Regions from separate parts of the Homo sapiens genome. Here region 1 is linked to region 2. Evidence: chromatin loops called from intact Hi-C (ENCODE). Cell type or tissue: PC-3. All regions are shown on one strand.

The links. Peaks named below come from ENCODE experiments on the same cell type or tissue, not always from the same donor. Only the 100,000 strongest peaks of a DNase experiment are listed, where the experiment ranks them.
Region 1: a loop joins it to region 2, with 4 times the contacts of the local background. A loop is called at or near these places in 2 of 110 quality-filtered maps.

The regions. Positions count from the first base shown.
Region 1 is chr1:14,436,643-14,444,642 of GRCh38, reverse strand. It overlaps a transcript of KAZN not described here. Among named protein-coding and RNA genes, the nearest start is that of KAZN-AS1, 21 kb to the right of the region's middle. RefSeq lists a silencer at 7,374-7,475. In PC-3, no CTCF peak of the experiment used is centred here; DNase peaks (open chromatin) are centred at 932, 3,072 and 3,702; H3K27ac peaks cover 4,198 bases.
Region 2 is chr1:14,368,298-14,376,297 of GRCh38, reverse strand. All of the region lies in intron 3 of KAZN-AS1 (KAZN antisense RNA 1), which reads left to right. It also overlaps a transcript of KAZN not described here. Among named protein-coding and RNA genes, the nearest start is that of KAZN-AS1, 48 kb to the left of the region's middle. RefSeq lists enhancers at 2,544-3,409, 5,575-6,253. In PC-3, no CTCF peak of the experiment used is centred here; DNase peaks (open chromatin) are centred at 3,577 and 4,027; H3K4me3 peaks cover 552 bases; H3K27ac peaks cover 2,732 bases.

The sequences.
Region 1 (8,000 bases), 68 kb before region 2:
CGAGCACCAATAGAGCAGAAAAAAGAATCGGGCCGGACGCGGTGGCTCACGCCTGTAATCCCAACACTTTGGGAGGCCAAGGAGGGCAGATCACCTGAGGTTAGGAGTTTTGAGACCAGCCTGACCAACATGGAGAAACCCCATCTCTACTAAAAATACAAAATTAGCCGGGCAAGGTGGCTCAAACCTGTAATCCCAGCTACTCGGGAGGCTGAGGCAGGAGAATCAGTTGGACCTGGGAGGTGGAGGTTGCGGTGAGCCAAGATTGTGCCATTGCACTCCAGCCTGGGTGACAAGAGCGAGATTCCATCTCAAAAAAAAAAAAAAAAAAAAAAATCATGAATTTAGTTTATTTTGGAGATGAGCGAGTTGGAGGGCGGGTGACACCAAAGAAACCATCAGGTAAGGATCACTGCTGCAGTGGATTTTGATATCATTTTCCATAAGGGGTATATGTACATCTCATGAAGGTTTGCAGTGAAAGCCTTTGCAATTCAAAGTTTGAGAGTTACTCTGTGTCTGAACCCATACTTTGAAGTCTATTAAAGAAAACTCTACTATTATAATCCAGGTAGGTTCAATGAGAAAAAATATATACTCTGCAGTTAGTACAGGAGTTGAGGTGGCCAGATTCCTTGTTTTATAACTTTCAATTTACCTGTCTTCTAAGTTGAGCAAATCTTGTGATCTCTCAGGTGGTGGCTCTGCTTAGGATTTACAAAAAAAATTGAAACTTGAAGGATAGTCGAAGCCCTGGGAACTCTTTTATTCAAAGTGCAAAAAAGGAGAACAATCCTGCTATAAAATTATAGCAAAATGCTGCTATACCATTTTGGCAGCAGGAAGACCACAGAATGTAATCAGAAGTCTAAGGAAAGCAGCAAAATACTTAGGTCACATGAATAAACAATGCACCTTTAATGCCTCCACATCCCTGTGGGAGGCTCGAGAGGAGTGAGTCACTGGGGATTAGCTTCTGGAATTAAGAAAACATGCTCTCCTCCATTAATGACATCTTGCCTTATCTTCCCATCCCAGTTAACACCATAATTGTACCCCATCAGAGCCCTGGAGAGTGGGCAGGAAGGCCAGGGGCCTCCAATCCAATGGAGACTCTCCCTTGCTCTCTCAGATGACTGCAGGCCTCCTGTTAGAATGATTTCCATTTGCAAACGAGGTGGGCTGCTCTTGATTTATTTCATTACTGGAGCAAAGCTCCATCCTCCATCTCTGGATGTGTCTCGTGTCTTATCTCCCAAGAGCCCCTGGCCCACAGAGGTAGACTGCTGGCTGGAACTTAATTAGGCAGCCTTTGAAGATCCAGTGGCCCCTCTGGCAGCCAGCCACCTTATCTCATGGTGCAGAAATCCCTTGGGGAGCTGTTCTTGCAGAGCACTGGGGCCCATTCGGGAGAGACTTGAGATTTATTTTTTGATTTGCAAAACAAAACAATACAAAATAAAACCTTTCTTTTAATATATTACTTGGGAAGCCCAGATCACGTTTGGAAGAGCCAAAACATTTCACGGTTGCAAGAATCTTAAAGGTTATGTAATTCAAGGAGGGTGGGTTGAGGTAGAAAAGAGAAATGGGGACCAGAGAAAGACTTGACTGATTGGCCAAGTTCACCCAAACAGCTCAATGAGACAAGCTAATGGTGCATGAGTTCCCAAAAGAAAGACTGGTGAAAAGAAAACAGATGTGGCATTCCTGAGAAGGGTGATCCTATAAATGACCCACGTGTCGGGGAGCAGGGGCCAGCTCACCTTGGCTGGTGCTGTAGGGCTAAACTGCCACAAGGCGGCAATGAACAAGACCACTTTTGCTTTTATGGGAAGTGCTTTCGGTGCTCAGTTTTAGGTACTGACACTTATGAAATCAGGCCAACAGGGATTTTTGTAGTGTCCTAACAAGAAAGTTTCAGCCCCCAAATGGAAATTTCAGGACAGGTCTTCTTTCCTCTTAGGCACAAAATAAATGGAATTCCAGGCCTGGCTCACCTCCAAGTGTCTGTGGCCTCTGGTGCTTCTGACCCTTTTCCTATCGGGTGCACCCCACCAGGTTAACCCAGCAGCAACAAGCTGAGTCCCCACAGAGCTACTTCTGGGCACCCAAGCCTGCTGGTTGAGAAGGTGTAGCTGCAACAGCTATAGACGGTTAGGGGTTTCAGCAGGTCCTCTGTGACGATCTCATACAGCAGCAAAACCTCCAAGGGCATAGTGAGCTTCTATGACAGTCCCTGTTCCTGCAGCTAAAAGTCTTGCTGATTTCTCTGAGCCCCAATTTTAAAGCACAAGCCTTGGTAGATGGGTAGTGATTTGTGTCCAATTAGCATATCAGGCATTTGGTCAGCCTGAGTGAAATGGTCAAAAGTATAAGTATATTGCCAAAGCCGCAATCCAAATCATATCCAATCTTCTCTTTGTATAACACCTTGTAATTTTCAAATGAGGCTTTCTAAATCATCATCTTTTCTGATCCTTGCAACTCTGTGAGGTGGGCAGGAGTATTGTCAGAACCTCATCTGGTTTGTAAGGCATTTCTAAGTCAATTAGAAAGATGTCCCTTCCCCTGCAGGGGGACAAAGCCTAGCTCAGCTGGACTTCAGCTCCCACTTGCTCCTCAGCTGGGTTCCCTTGTGTAGTGCACAACCTGCTCAACCCTACATGGCAGCCCTGGGTAGTCTCTCAATTTCTTAGGTGAAGAAATTAAGGCTCAGAAGGTTACTTGACTTGCTCAAGCTTACTTAACTTAGATCTTCTGGCTACGGGTCCAGTGTTGCCTTTACCATACACATCTATCCTCCCAACTCTCCTTTTTGCTTTATTTCAACAATTTCTTTTTTGTTAAAAAAAGTATATTTAATGTGAGCATACACCATTATTTCTCATTCTCACCCAAATGTCCTTCTTGCTGAGTTGAATAAATGCCCCCATCATGAGCCAGCTTTATGGGATTTTGACTCACTATGTAAAATTGCACCAAAAAATTTTAATCCTCTGAGACATTTGAGGGTTGCAGCTGCAAACAATTAATTTGTGTTAAAATCCAAACGTATCTGATGAGAACAGCATAAGTCACTGCTTTCCAAACTCTGTTCCTTAGGACACAAATACTCTCAAGACTTGAGGGGCCTCAGAATCACCTGGAGGACTTGTAAAATGTCGCTGGCCTCACGCCCAGGGTTTCTGATTCAGCAGGTCCAGGGTAGGGCATGAGAATCTGAGTTTCTCACAAGTTCCCAGGTGCTGCTGCTGCTGCTGCTGCCGCTGCCGCTGCTGCCCGGAACAACATACTGGGAAGTCCAGTTCCAGATAATGCTAATGGAAGTTCAGCATAACTTTAGTTTCAGGGTTTAAAATATATATATATATATATATGAGTATTCTCATGGAAGTTAATTCAGAAGATAGACTTGAAAAAGCCTATCATAAGCTATAAGAAGCCAAAGTTGCTTTCTGAGCTTAATTAATGTATCTTCCAGTCATTTAACAATCATTAAGAGCTGAAGATGGTCCAGGGGCTGCTCAAGGCCCTGGGGCTTCAGAGGCCTGGTCCTTGTCCTCCAGGAGCTGTCAGTCCATCAGGTGCTCAGAGAAGCAAACAGGCCATGACATCCTAATGGACTGCATACTCTGTCCTGCATATGATCAGTGCTAGTCATCTGGGGACTGGGGGTGATTGTGGTTCACTGAGACAACAGCAGGAGAGAAGAAGGTTGCTGCCAGCCCTCAGAACCTGTCTGCGTCACTCATCTGCGTTGAACGTGATGCCTTTTCTATTGCTAAGTCATAGACCTGGACACCTGACTTAACATGTGTAGTGTGCCTTGGGAATTCACAGAATGTCACAGGTGACCAGGACAGGCTTCATGGATGAGTGACCTATGCACGGCATCCCCTCTGCCAAAACAGAAGAGCACCATGCTTGGTTTAATGCTCTGCTGTGGCTGCCTTGAAATTCCTAATAATGTTTGAACAAGGGGCCTTATGTTTTGATTTTGCACTGGGACCCCTGCAAATTATGTAGCCAGTTCTAAGCATGACTTAATCAGTCATTCCTCAAACATCTTTTTGAGCAACCACAAAGTGTCATATACTGAATTAGGCATTAGAGGTTCTTGCTTCAGTAGGATGGGGTTCCTGTCGAGGAGCTAGTCACTAAATGCAGAAGACAGACATATGAATGGGAATTGACAATCCAATATGGTAGTTCCCGGAAGAGAGCAGAACACGCCCGATCCTTCATGTCTACAGCAAAGAATTTATTTCTGCCAAAGTCTCTCCAGCTGTCAGTACAAAGCTCTGCATCTCTTATCAACCCACGGAGGACTGGAATCCTCCGCCAGGTAATTTACGGAGAGGAGTTGCGGGCAGTCTCCGTCACCTAGAATATCACCCTCCTGCCAAGGTTAGCATTTGTCAAAGTCATGGTCATTAGTGCACATTTTTTACAGAGTACCTTCTTTGTGGCTGAATTCTTTAAAGTGCTGGGGACATGCAGTGAACTAGACAGATAAAGATGTTCACCTTGGTGGAGCTGGTGTTCTAGCAAACAGACATAATAGAACAACAGACCTAACGAATAAGTAGATTATGTAACCTCTTAGAGGGGGAGAGGTGCAGTGAGAAAGAAAAAAGTAGAGCCAGAACAGTGGGGTTGGGAGTAGATGGGGGTGGGACGTGGTTGGGATGAACTGAAAAGGCAAGCGCTGAAGGAGGTGAGATGTTAAACATGCTGAAGAAGGACCCTCCGGGAAGAAGGAGCAGACAACAGAGTGTAGAGCCTGTGCTTTTGAGGAACAAACAGTGAGAGGTCAGCGTTGGTGATGTGGGGTAACTATAAGAGGTAGGGGAGAAAAGAAAAGGTCAAAGCGTTATGAAGGGACCCACTCATGTTGGGCATTGTAGGCCTGCACTGTCCAATATGGCGGCCACTGCCTCATGTGACTATTTTCATTTAAATTAATTAACGTGAAACAAAATTGCAAATGTAGTTCCTTAGTCACATGAGTTATATTTTAAGTGCTCAGTAGCCACCTGTGGCCAGTGGCTACCATACTGGACAGTGTACATCTAGAACGTTCCTATCACTGCAAAAAGTTCTAAGTGAACAGCAAATTTAGAGACTTTAGCTTTTACTCCAAGTGGAATGGGGAGCTATGGAGAGTTTGAGCAGAGAAGAGACATTCTGGCTTCTATATTGAGGAGGGGGTCTAAGTAGGTAAAAACTCCTAACTCTGTTAGGAGGCAGTTATAGTTTTCAAAGCAACAATCACTAATGGTGGCTCAGATCAGGGCAGCAGAGGAGGTGGTGAGAAGTGCTCAGTGCATTGGTATTTTGAATGCAGAGCCAACAGAACTTGCTGATGGATCACATAGGGAGCATGGAAAAATACAAAAGAGAAGGAGGAAGGATGATGACCAGGCCTGTGCAGCTGGAAATCTGTGGTCAGCATCTTCTGAGAAGAAGACACTGTGAGCAGGGCAGGTTTTGGGTGTGGAGAAAAACGATGAGTTCAGTTTTGGATATTTTGTGTGTGTGATATTTATTGGAAATCCCAGTAGAGCACTGAGTAGACAGTTGGCTGTAAGAGCCTGGAGTTTAGAAGATGAGTCTGGACTAGGTATTTACAATGGGCAGTTGTTAGAATGGAGACGCAATAAATACCCAAGACTGGGTGAATTTGCTAAGGGAGTGAAAATAGAAGAAGACCTGTTAGAAGAGGTGGAAGACTTCACAGCACTAAGGGCTTACATAGGGAAACAGCAGGTACCGGAGGAAACTGGAAACTTCTACTTTAGCCTATCAGCCACGAGGAACTTTGGAAGACTTTTAGGAAGCTCATCGTGAGCCCCTCCCTGACTCCTATGGTAATTTCTCATTCATTTCACAAGGTAAAGAGAAAATTCCACTCAGAATAGAAGCCAAAACCCTTCCAGTGGCTGACAAGCCCTCCATGACAGGTGCCCACAACACTCTCACTTGTCCCATCTGGTCTCCTACTCATTGCTGCTCATACCACGTGCTGTTTGTGTTTACCACACTCTGGCCTCCTTGCCATTTCCCATTTCCCACACTCCTGCCCCAGGGCCTTTGCACTGGCTGCTCCCTGTGTCTTGATGTCTAGAATGTTCTTCCCCCAGATACCTGATGGCTTACTCTCTTGCCTCCACATGAATCTTTCCTGGCCGGCCCCGTTCCCTGTCCCCTTATTCTGCCCTCTCTTTTCCACTAAGATTTGTCCCCATCTGACATGTCATATGTCTTGCTTATTGCTGATTCCCCTTCTCCCGACACCAGAAAGTCAGCCTCCTGAGGGCAGGGATGTTTGTTTAGCGTGTTTTGCTCATTGACATATCCCCAGCATTGGGAACAGCACTGGGCACCTGGCAGGCACTTGGTAAATATCTGTGTTGAGTAATTTGATGTAAGCCTATACCCACAGGACTGTGCTCAGAGACCATCCAGGGCATCTGCAAAGGGATGAACAGAAACAGAGAAGCAGGGCACGTGGTGTTGCTCAGATCTTTTTTTTTTTTTTTTTGGCTTTAGGGAAATAACTTTTTGACCTTTCTTGAAGTTTAACTGGTGGCAGAAGGAGAGAAAAGGGAAACCCAAAAGGGAGGCAAAACTGGGATGAGAGCTGGCTTGTTGCTTTCAGAAGTTCACCAATACAGCTACCACCTTTTAGAGGACATGAGAAAAAGGGAACATGTCATCCCATCTCTGGATGGGATGATGGCAGCTCCTCCTCCTCCTCCTTTTTCTTTCTCATTTTCTTTGTTGCTGTCACTTCAAATGCTGCCCTCTTTGACTTCCTTTAAATAGCCAGGGTAGAAACATACACGGGGGAGGTACCGTGCATGTCTTTGAAACCTGGTCCAGCAATGTGCCAACTGCACGCGGCTCTCAGCATGCAGAGCCTCCCGGCTTCTCATGTCCGACCCACGGGCTGCAGCGACTGCAGCTCCTGGCAGGGGCACGGATTCTGAGAGGTGGAGGCAGGGGAAGGGAGAGGAGAGGGAGGATGTTTGACAATGCTCCCACCTTTTTTTCTTTTAATAAAAGTACAGCAAATTGATCCTGTTGGAAAAATTGGACAAGCATTTTTACAATGCATTGTTTCTGACTGCCAGGGGCGAGGTGAGAAAGAGCGAGAACAAAGACGCAGGTCTCACTGTCTAATTCTCTTTGTCCAGCATAAAGCATCATTTCTCGTGATTGTTGAAAATTGTGCACCAGCCTCAGCGAGGACTTGAAAGGGAAGCTGAGCTCTTCAACATGCGCGTTTCATCGACTGTGTTCTGAAAATGCTCCTCATTGCTGTAAATATGCCCCAGTCTTAGGAGTTAAGAGCGGCAGTGAGCTGGAGCCCCCAGCTGTGGGATGTGGGGATGAGTGGGAGTCAGGGTTCCTTTGAGAAATGAGGGGAGTGGTTCTCAGATCACAAACTGACATGGTTTTATCTAGAAGAGACACATGGCTCTGACTCACTGAATTTCCATGCAGGATCTAACTGGGACACATCAAGGGAACTTCAGTGTTTTCAGCACCAGCTTCACAAGAGGAGAATGAGACACAGTTTTTATCTATTTCCTCTGGAGGACAAAAGGTCTGGATCCAGGGTAGTTGGTAAAAGAAGCTGAAGTGTCAGGCAGGGAAACAGGACTTTTAAAAAGTGATAATAAAATGAACTACAATCAGCTGAGTGTGCTGGAGAGGTGCATGCAAAGTATCTTGAGAAGAAGGCTTTGGAATCAGACAGACCTGAGTGAAATCCTCTTTGCTCCACTGACCAGCTGTCGGACCTTGGCCAAGTAACTTAACATCTCAGGGCCTTGATTCTCCTCTCTGTAAAATGGGAATAATACTAGTAACTACCTCTCAGGATTGTTTTAAGGTTTTTTTTTTTTTTTTTTTTTGAGACAGAGTCTCGCTCTGTCGCCCAGGCTGGAGTGCAGTGGTGCAATCTCAGCTCACTGCAACTTCTGCCTCCT
Region 2 (8,000 bases):
GCTTCCAACACATAAACTTTGGGGGACATATTCAAGCCATATCACTGATGAAAGTACTGTATTCTTTCTGGGTATGATGCATGTACAGGGCCATGCACATTTGGGGGCTAAATGCATACTTTCGATGATGATTGAGATGGTAACATTCCCACAGGAAATGGGAAATCAGTTGGTATTCTCCCTCACTGTGTTCAGGTGCTGGGTCCATGAACACTCCTCTTTTCTGTTGCTTGCATCAGACTTATCTGTGTGTTAACTAATGACCCAAAGTCATGCGAGGCCAGGGTCCCCTGGAGTATTTGCAAGGGGGCCTTGGCTCCATACATACTCCAATGACTTTGTGTTGAGGGTATTGTACACATATGAGTACTCCTCTCCACATGTAATTTCTTTTTTTTTTTTTTGTTTTTGAGATGGAGTCTTGTTCTGTCGCCCAGGCCGGAGTGCAGTGGCGTGATCTCCGCTCACTGCAAGCTCCGCCTCCCGGGTTCATGCCATTCTCCTGCCTCAGCCTCCCGAGTAGCTGGGACTACAGGCACCCGCCACCACACCCGGCTAATTTTTTGTATTTTTTTAGTAGAGATGGGGTTTCACCATGTTAGCCAGGATGGTCTCGATCTCCTGACCTCGTGATCCGCCCACCTCGGCCTCCCAAAGTGCTGGGATTACAGGTGTGAGCCACCGTGCCCAGCCTCCACGTGTCATTTCATGCAGTGACCTTACACTTTATGCTGAGCATGAGATGAAAAATGCAGATTGGTTTAATCTTAGTGGGCTTGGTTTTCAGGGCCTCTTAGTATGAGCATCTTGCCTGTGGGAAACACGTGATCCCAGTGTTGAAGATACACAGTATTCCTACGGTATGGCTCTAAATACAAGACACCTATTTTATCTCGGGCTTGGGTGAGAAGCAAGCCATCTGCTCTAGTGCTGGGAGAAGGCTGTCTGTGTTGGACTGACTTATGGAGAGACAGTGCCTAGGTGTCTAGCATACCTGGGGCCTTCCTAGTGGTTTGGCTTTCTGTGATGGTCCCTTATTTTTGAATCTAACCTCCTGCACTCTTTCTGAAGTGTGTATGATGCTATTGTGACTAATAAAAGACAGTGTGCTGAATTCATAACAATTTTTTCATTATTATTTTCTCAGTTAATAGACGCTAAAATACAACTGACCTTCAATAGAGGTCATTAAATTAGGAGTCATCTTTTTGGAAAAGGCTGGAAGCTGTTAACCTGGAGCTGTAGCTGCAACAGATTCCCAAGCCAAGCTGAAAGTCTGTGTTGGCCTCTGCCCCCAAAAGGCTGAGGTGCTCTAGAGTTTGGGTAAAGTATAGTTAATTGGACTTTAATTCTTTGAAAATGGACGAGCTCAATAGGACTTGTGTGATCGCTCTTGGTTAATCAGATTGTTAAATTTACTGACCTCCTTTTCCCATACTCATTTCCAGGACAGATTCAGGCTATGTCTGCCTGTTTTGATGCATGCAATTTACTTTAAAATCCTGCAGTACAGGGAGCGTGATGATTTGTATATGTCAATTGGCTTAAACTACACTCGAGGGGCAGTCCGCGGTCCTGACCAGGAATCTACATTCTGAGAGTGGACTCCAGCATTTAATCAGAAAGGCCACACTCCTGAGGCTGTTCCCAGAAGGGCGTCTTCATCTTTCTTTACCACTGAACTTTGATCATCACTAGAGACTTTGCTAATTAGCTCAAAGAAAGTTCCAAATGGGTTTTCATTGGTGAAAAAAAAGGGCTCGTTATTTAGCATAATGGATATAATAAGTGAGTTCTCACTGGTGAGTATTCAAGATGAGAGGTTTGGCTAAGATATTTTCCCGAAGCTCCTCATCCTTGCCTGAAGGGGATCTGAACAGCTTGCAGACGCTGTCCCCTTCTCCCACAGGGATGGTACTTGAGACTTGATCCCCCAAACATTCGTTCATTCAGCTGATAGTTTGGAGGATTTGGGTTGCCTGATGATCATTGTGAGATTAGCTCTCTCCTGCCTCTTGAGTGCTGTCATAACTGCCTGGGGTGAGTGGTCCATGTGAGGTGTGGTCAGGACACCTACAAGGACAGGCAGCTGGGATTTTGTTGATCTTAAACATCAAGTTTTAGAGCCTAGTGTCTGCTTACTAATAAGTGTCTGCATATGGCACAGGGTTTGGTCTGAGAAGTGCTTTTATTATAACCTGGTAGCAAAGTTGCAGGAGAGTAGCTAATTATCAACCTCCTCCAACTACTGATGGACATGAACGTCAGTAACTACCACGAAGAACTAAATATGTGCACATGGTGAGATTGGCTTATGTTAGTTTACACTCCCTGGCAAAAGTACTACCTTTTGCACAAATGGGAGGGATTTTGTTTTCCACTTTATGTAAGATCCGTTTAAGTAACAACCTGGACAACCAAATCCCTAGCAAATTACATCTTACTTAGTGAAGAGGCACAACTTTCATCTTTAATATAAGCCTCGATTCCCCATGAAATCTGAAGCCATCTTTTCATCTTACACATCACCTTGGGGTCAGAGAAGGAACACACCACTCCAGGCCTGTCTCCCAGGATCCTAGGACTCTGTGGAATGCATCCCTTTCCCTAGAAAAAGAAGACAAACTTTTGCTTTGGTTAACTTTGTTAATTTTATGTGTCAACTTGACTGGGCCATGGGCTGCCTGGACATCTGGTTAAACATTATTTCTGGGTTGGGCTGTGAGGGCGTTTCTGGAAGAGATTAGCATTTGAATCAAGTTAAACAGTTAACTTGATTGGACTCACTTAAGCAGTTTGCCCTTCCCAAAGTGAGGGTCTGAATATTTATTGACAAAAAGGCAGAAGAAGGTTGAATTCTGTCTCTCTGCCTGACTTGAGTTGGGACATCAGTCTTCTCTTGCTCTTGGACCGGGACTTACACCATCAGGACTCCTGGTTCTCAGGCCTTTGGACTTAGACTGGAATTTATATGAACAGCTTTCCTGGGTCTCCAGATTGCAGACAGCAGATTGTGGGATTTCTCAGTCTCCATGATCTCCTTTGCCAATTCCTTATAATTATATGTGTGCATATATATATATATATATATATATATATTCAGTTTTTCAGGAGAACCCTAACAAATACTGGAGCAATGAGACTATATCCACTTCCCAGAAAGCTACCTCTTACAGTCCTTGTTCAGTACTACCTACCTCCAGCTTTCTTTTTATGAATTATAGTCCCTCCAGCTGGTCACGTGGCAACCTCCTACTCATCCTACAGGCTGTAGCTGAAATGGCACCTCCTCAGGGGGCCCCTCTCAGGTTACTCTGTCTACATAGGCTCTTTTGTATTAGTTTCTATCTCTATCCCCTGTTTCTGTTACGTGATTTTATATAATTAGTTATTAATTTGTTCATTTGTTGACCACCTGACATTCCCACTAGACTACAATCTCCTCGAGGGCAAGAACCTTGATCATTTTGCTCACCACCACAGCTAGGCACAGAGCAGGCACTGAATACATGTATTGTGAGTGAATAAATGAATGCATAGTTTCTTTGCCACTTGTAATCAACAATGAATCACAGGGTGCGACTCAAGAGGAAGTGAGCTTTGCTTTGAGAAAACTCAATACAGAATCATCTGAGAAGAAGGGATGCTGACTGAATATTCCCGTTATTTTAGAGCAATAAATAATCATCTTTGATGAGGCCATTTTGCTGCCCTCTCCCGCATGGGGCATGTGCTAATGCACGGGGACATTTTCAATTTTTGCACCTGGGTTGGTGTTACTAGCATCCAATGAGTAGAAGCCAGGGATGCTGCTGGACATCCTGCAACATACAGGACAGCCCCTCACATCAGAGAATTATCTGGCCCAAATGCCTGTCACTAGCACGAAGGTTGAGAAATCCCATCTGAGAGTAATCATATTTACCATGTTTCAATTACCAACTTCCAATGACTCAAAGTCCAAGAAAATATACTTAACACAAGTCAGCATTCTTTGGCAATTATAGAGACATTTAAATTTTTTAAATGACCTCAGGCTGTTGATCTATCCATGATTCAACCACACTATAGCTATATGTAATCTTAGGGATTGGCTGAATTGACCCACTTAAATACACAGTAAACAGTTAACAATCTTTGATACAAACTCGTCATTTGCTTTTCCCAAAGTAAGGATACAGAAAAATTCCTTTTACTTGTTATGAACTTGTTTTCAGTCTGTTCAGATCTACCAAAATGAAAAATTGAAGCTAATAAGATCCATAAATGAGATGACGACTATTCACATGACTAAGTGATTCTTCTTTTTGCAGAAAGATTCTCTGCCAGTTTCCTTTAAACAGTTGGCTCCTTTCATGCATTTAAAATCTAACTCGGTTTACAAAAGCATTAATTTATGTGCGCATTTCAGGCTCACCGCCATTGTGAAAACTAACTACATCTTTCATGAGGAGTGCATCCCTGCCTTGCCTCTCAAAGATAATTCTCCTGTTTCTTGGTTTTCTCTTCAGATTGTGGTTTCTTTGGAGGGCAAGATCCGTGTCTCTAGAATGTTTGGTTCTGCTTTTGGCATCCTAGACATTTCAGGATGTCAATAAATATTTATTGATGCTGATGAGGTGAACAGAACCAGACAGGTGCATTCTTACTCTCTTGTCATGTGCTTTATGGAACTTTTATTTTTTTTTATCAGCATCTTCCAAGAGGGTACCAAGAAACTCTCTTCTTTAGACACTCAGCCTCTCCCAGGGACTGAGATGCTTTTGGGGCTCCCTGGGACCACCCTTTTCCAATTTAGCCCTTGCTACTCTCCTGCCAAATGTTCCCCAGGCATAATTACCATTCACACATCATTTTCAAACTATCTCAGCTGCAGGGGGTGGGCTTAGCCTTGATCCCTAAAAGCATGGTCTCCATTGTGTGAAATACTTTTGCAAGAGGGGATTAAGCATGTAGTTAATATCTCAATACCACAGTGAAGAACTCAAGAGACGGAAAGTTTTCATTTGCCCCCCATAAGAGGCATGAAAAGCAATAGCTCTCAAAGTGTGGTCCTCTGACCAGCAGCATCAGCATCCCCCAGGACTTGTCCCAAATGTAGCTTGCTTGGCCCTACCGCAGACCAACTAACTGAACCTGGAACTCTGAGATGGGGCCCAGCTGTGTTTTAGTAAGCCCTCCAGGTGTTTCTGATGCACACTAACGTTGGAGAACAACTATGCTAGAGGCTCAAGCTTCTTTATGAGTGTTGAGCTCATCACCTACCCCTGGTTCAATAGTGTCCATTATGTCTTATAGAAGATACGAGCTGGGGGCTGGGCTAGGTGGTTCACACCCCTAATCTCAGCACTTTGGGAGGCTGAGGTGGGTGGATTGCTTGAGCCCAGGAGTTTGAAATCAGCATGGACAACACAACAAAACTCCATCCCTACTAAAAATACAAAAATTAGCCAGGCGTGGTAGCACATGCCCGTAGTCCCAACTACTCAGAAGGCTGAGGTAAGAGGATCACCTAAGCCCGGGAGGTCCAGGCTGCAGTGAGCCATGATCTCAACTCCAGTCTGGGTGACAAAGTGAGACAGTGTCTCAAACTTAAATAAAAAAGAGAAGATACAAATTAACTTCATGACTCTCCAAAGAAACCTCAGAGATCCCTGGCAGTCCCAGGTTTTTCAGCCCAATAGGTAGGTGGACACACATGTAAAAGAGGCAACAGGTTTACCACTCAGAGGGAAAAGTAATCGTGTCTATACCCCCCAGGAGCAAGGCTTTCCTAGCATGCCCTGCACAAGATAGCTGTCCCCTCCCCAAACCACCCTCTTGGTCTTCCATGGCAGAGGTTCCTTGGGGGAAGGGAGGGAGAGGAGAACTGAGCCTCAGCTCAGATCCCTGAATGATACTCAGGGGCTGAGCAGCTTGCTGCCTGGGGGTGGCCACACTCACTGAACAACAGCTTGGCAGCCTTCATGTGTTCTGTGCAGTGCCTGGGCCTCCTGAAGGAAGGTCCTTGCCCACCCTCCACCCTACCCAGGACCAGTCCTCCCCACTTCTTCCTCTCCTTCACTAGCCAGGATGGCCCATCTCCCTGCCCACCTCCCAACCCTGCTCTCCCTCAAGCCTTGGTCTTCTCTAGTTCCTGGGGGTGGAAAGACATCCACCCTCTGTGGAAACCACTGACCCTTTCCATCCAGCATTTGGGTTGGTTGTTTTTGTCTAACCCTCTTGGTGTCTAGTGCAAAGATTCATGGCTGATTGTGGGCTGGAGAGGGGCCAAAAGGCCTCTCATGCACGTGTGGGGAGGTGGAATGCACCCACAGTACAAGGATTTACACTGTGCATGTAATCCCAGCAGGCAGTGTTAGAGCCAGTTGTTTCTGGATTAATTTATTTAGCTATTACATTGATAGTGACTTAGACTAAGCACCATCATGAAAACACAAATTACTGTAACAATGGCTTGCTTCTTTGAGATTTACATGTTTTTAGTGGAATGCATACCTGAAAGCAGTTCCAGATTCCCCTACAGGTGCATGGGGACGTTGGGCTTACTTTGCATAACTGGCACAAGGGCTGTGGTCAGGTTTATTTCCTTTGGATCCTTGCTCAGCTTTCCTCTTTGCTAAATACCTTCCTCGAGAGATGTGCTGTGTCTTTGTTAAACAAGGCTGCCCTTAAAGGGCAATTCATCATTCGCAACCCATCATGGCCTTGCAGGAGACAAGGTCCCGTCCAGTCTGCCCTTTCCCCATTTTTTCTTCCTTCTAAATGCCCCTCTTCCCTTTTACCATTCTCCAGATGGAGAAGCCGCTTCACAAATCTTGGCTAGCACATTTCAAGGCTCCTTCTTTGAAGCGGACTAGCTTCAGCTCCACAGATTTCTCCACAGATTTCTCGTGGAGGCTGCATTTTAAACAATAGGCTCATGCACATCCTTTAAGGTAAATACAGTCGTGCAAGCACTTGGATAGTGTTAAAGTTAATGACCTGGCATTGAGCGAGGAAACTGAAGAGCGAACGATACATTTTTGACATTTCTGCCACCCAGACAGCAGTGGCTGCTTTGCTCTCACACACACACACAAAATCGAGAACATTTCTCCTGAGAGGAAATGTTCTGATTCAGGATCTCTTATTTTGCATTTAGAAATGTGTCTCCATCTGATTCTTTCCTGAGGCTACGCTGCAGAAACACATCTTGGTGTAAGACACCTTCCATCTCTAGCAGTTGCTAGTGAGCTAATGAAAGTCAATACTATTTATTCAACTCCCGGGAAGCCCAGCGCTCCCTATTAGCCACTGTTTGAAATGTGGACCAAAGAAAGGTGACCCGGATAAGATCAGGACCAGAAATGGTCCTGCCTGACACAGGTACTATTAATATACTTGGAGAGAACTACCTAACACGGGCACCGTTAATGTACTTGGAGAAAAAAAAAGCCAGTACCTCTCTACCTGGCCATCCCTTAATCCTCTTTTATGATGGATTGTTTAACAAGTAAAGGGCTGTAAATTGAGTGAGTTGCTTTAGACACTATAAAAATCGATTGTTGAAAGTTGAAGCGAAGCCTTCTCTTTCTTCAGTTTGGGTGCATGGTCGTAGTCCAGGCCAAGAACTCCAAGGAGCCAACAGCCTGAGGTAGGATTGAGCCAGAGGCTTAGGAGGGAGGAGGCATCACAGGTGACACCCATCTATGTAAATTACCCAGATCCCCACATTCTGCATCTGAGCTATCAAGAAAGCTGTTTCTCTAGGTCCCATGGGTTGTTAGCAGGCTTCAGTTATGTGTAAATTGTGAAAGCTGATTGTACGGTTGGCAAAATGGTCAGAGACCTAGAAGCTTTGTTGATGACCACATCATGGGAGTGCCTAATGGATGGATCATTCATAAACACTCTGACAACAAACACGAAGTGAAAATGCACTTCTAGGTAAACAGCTGCTTGCATCTGAGTGATGCACAAAGCTAAAATCCGGCTCTCAGGGATGCATCCCGTCTGTA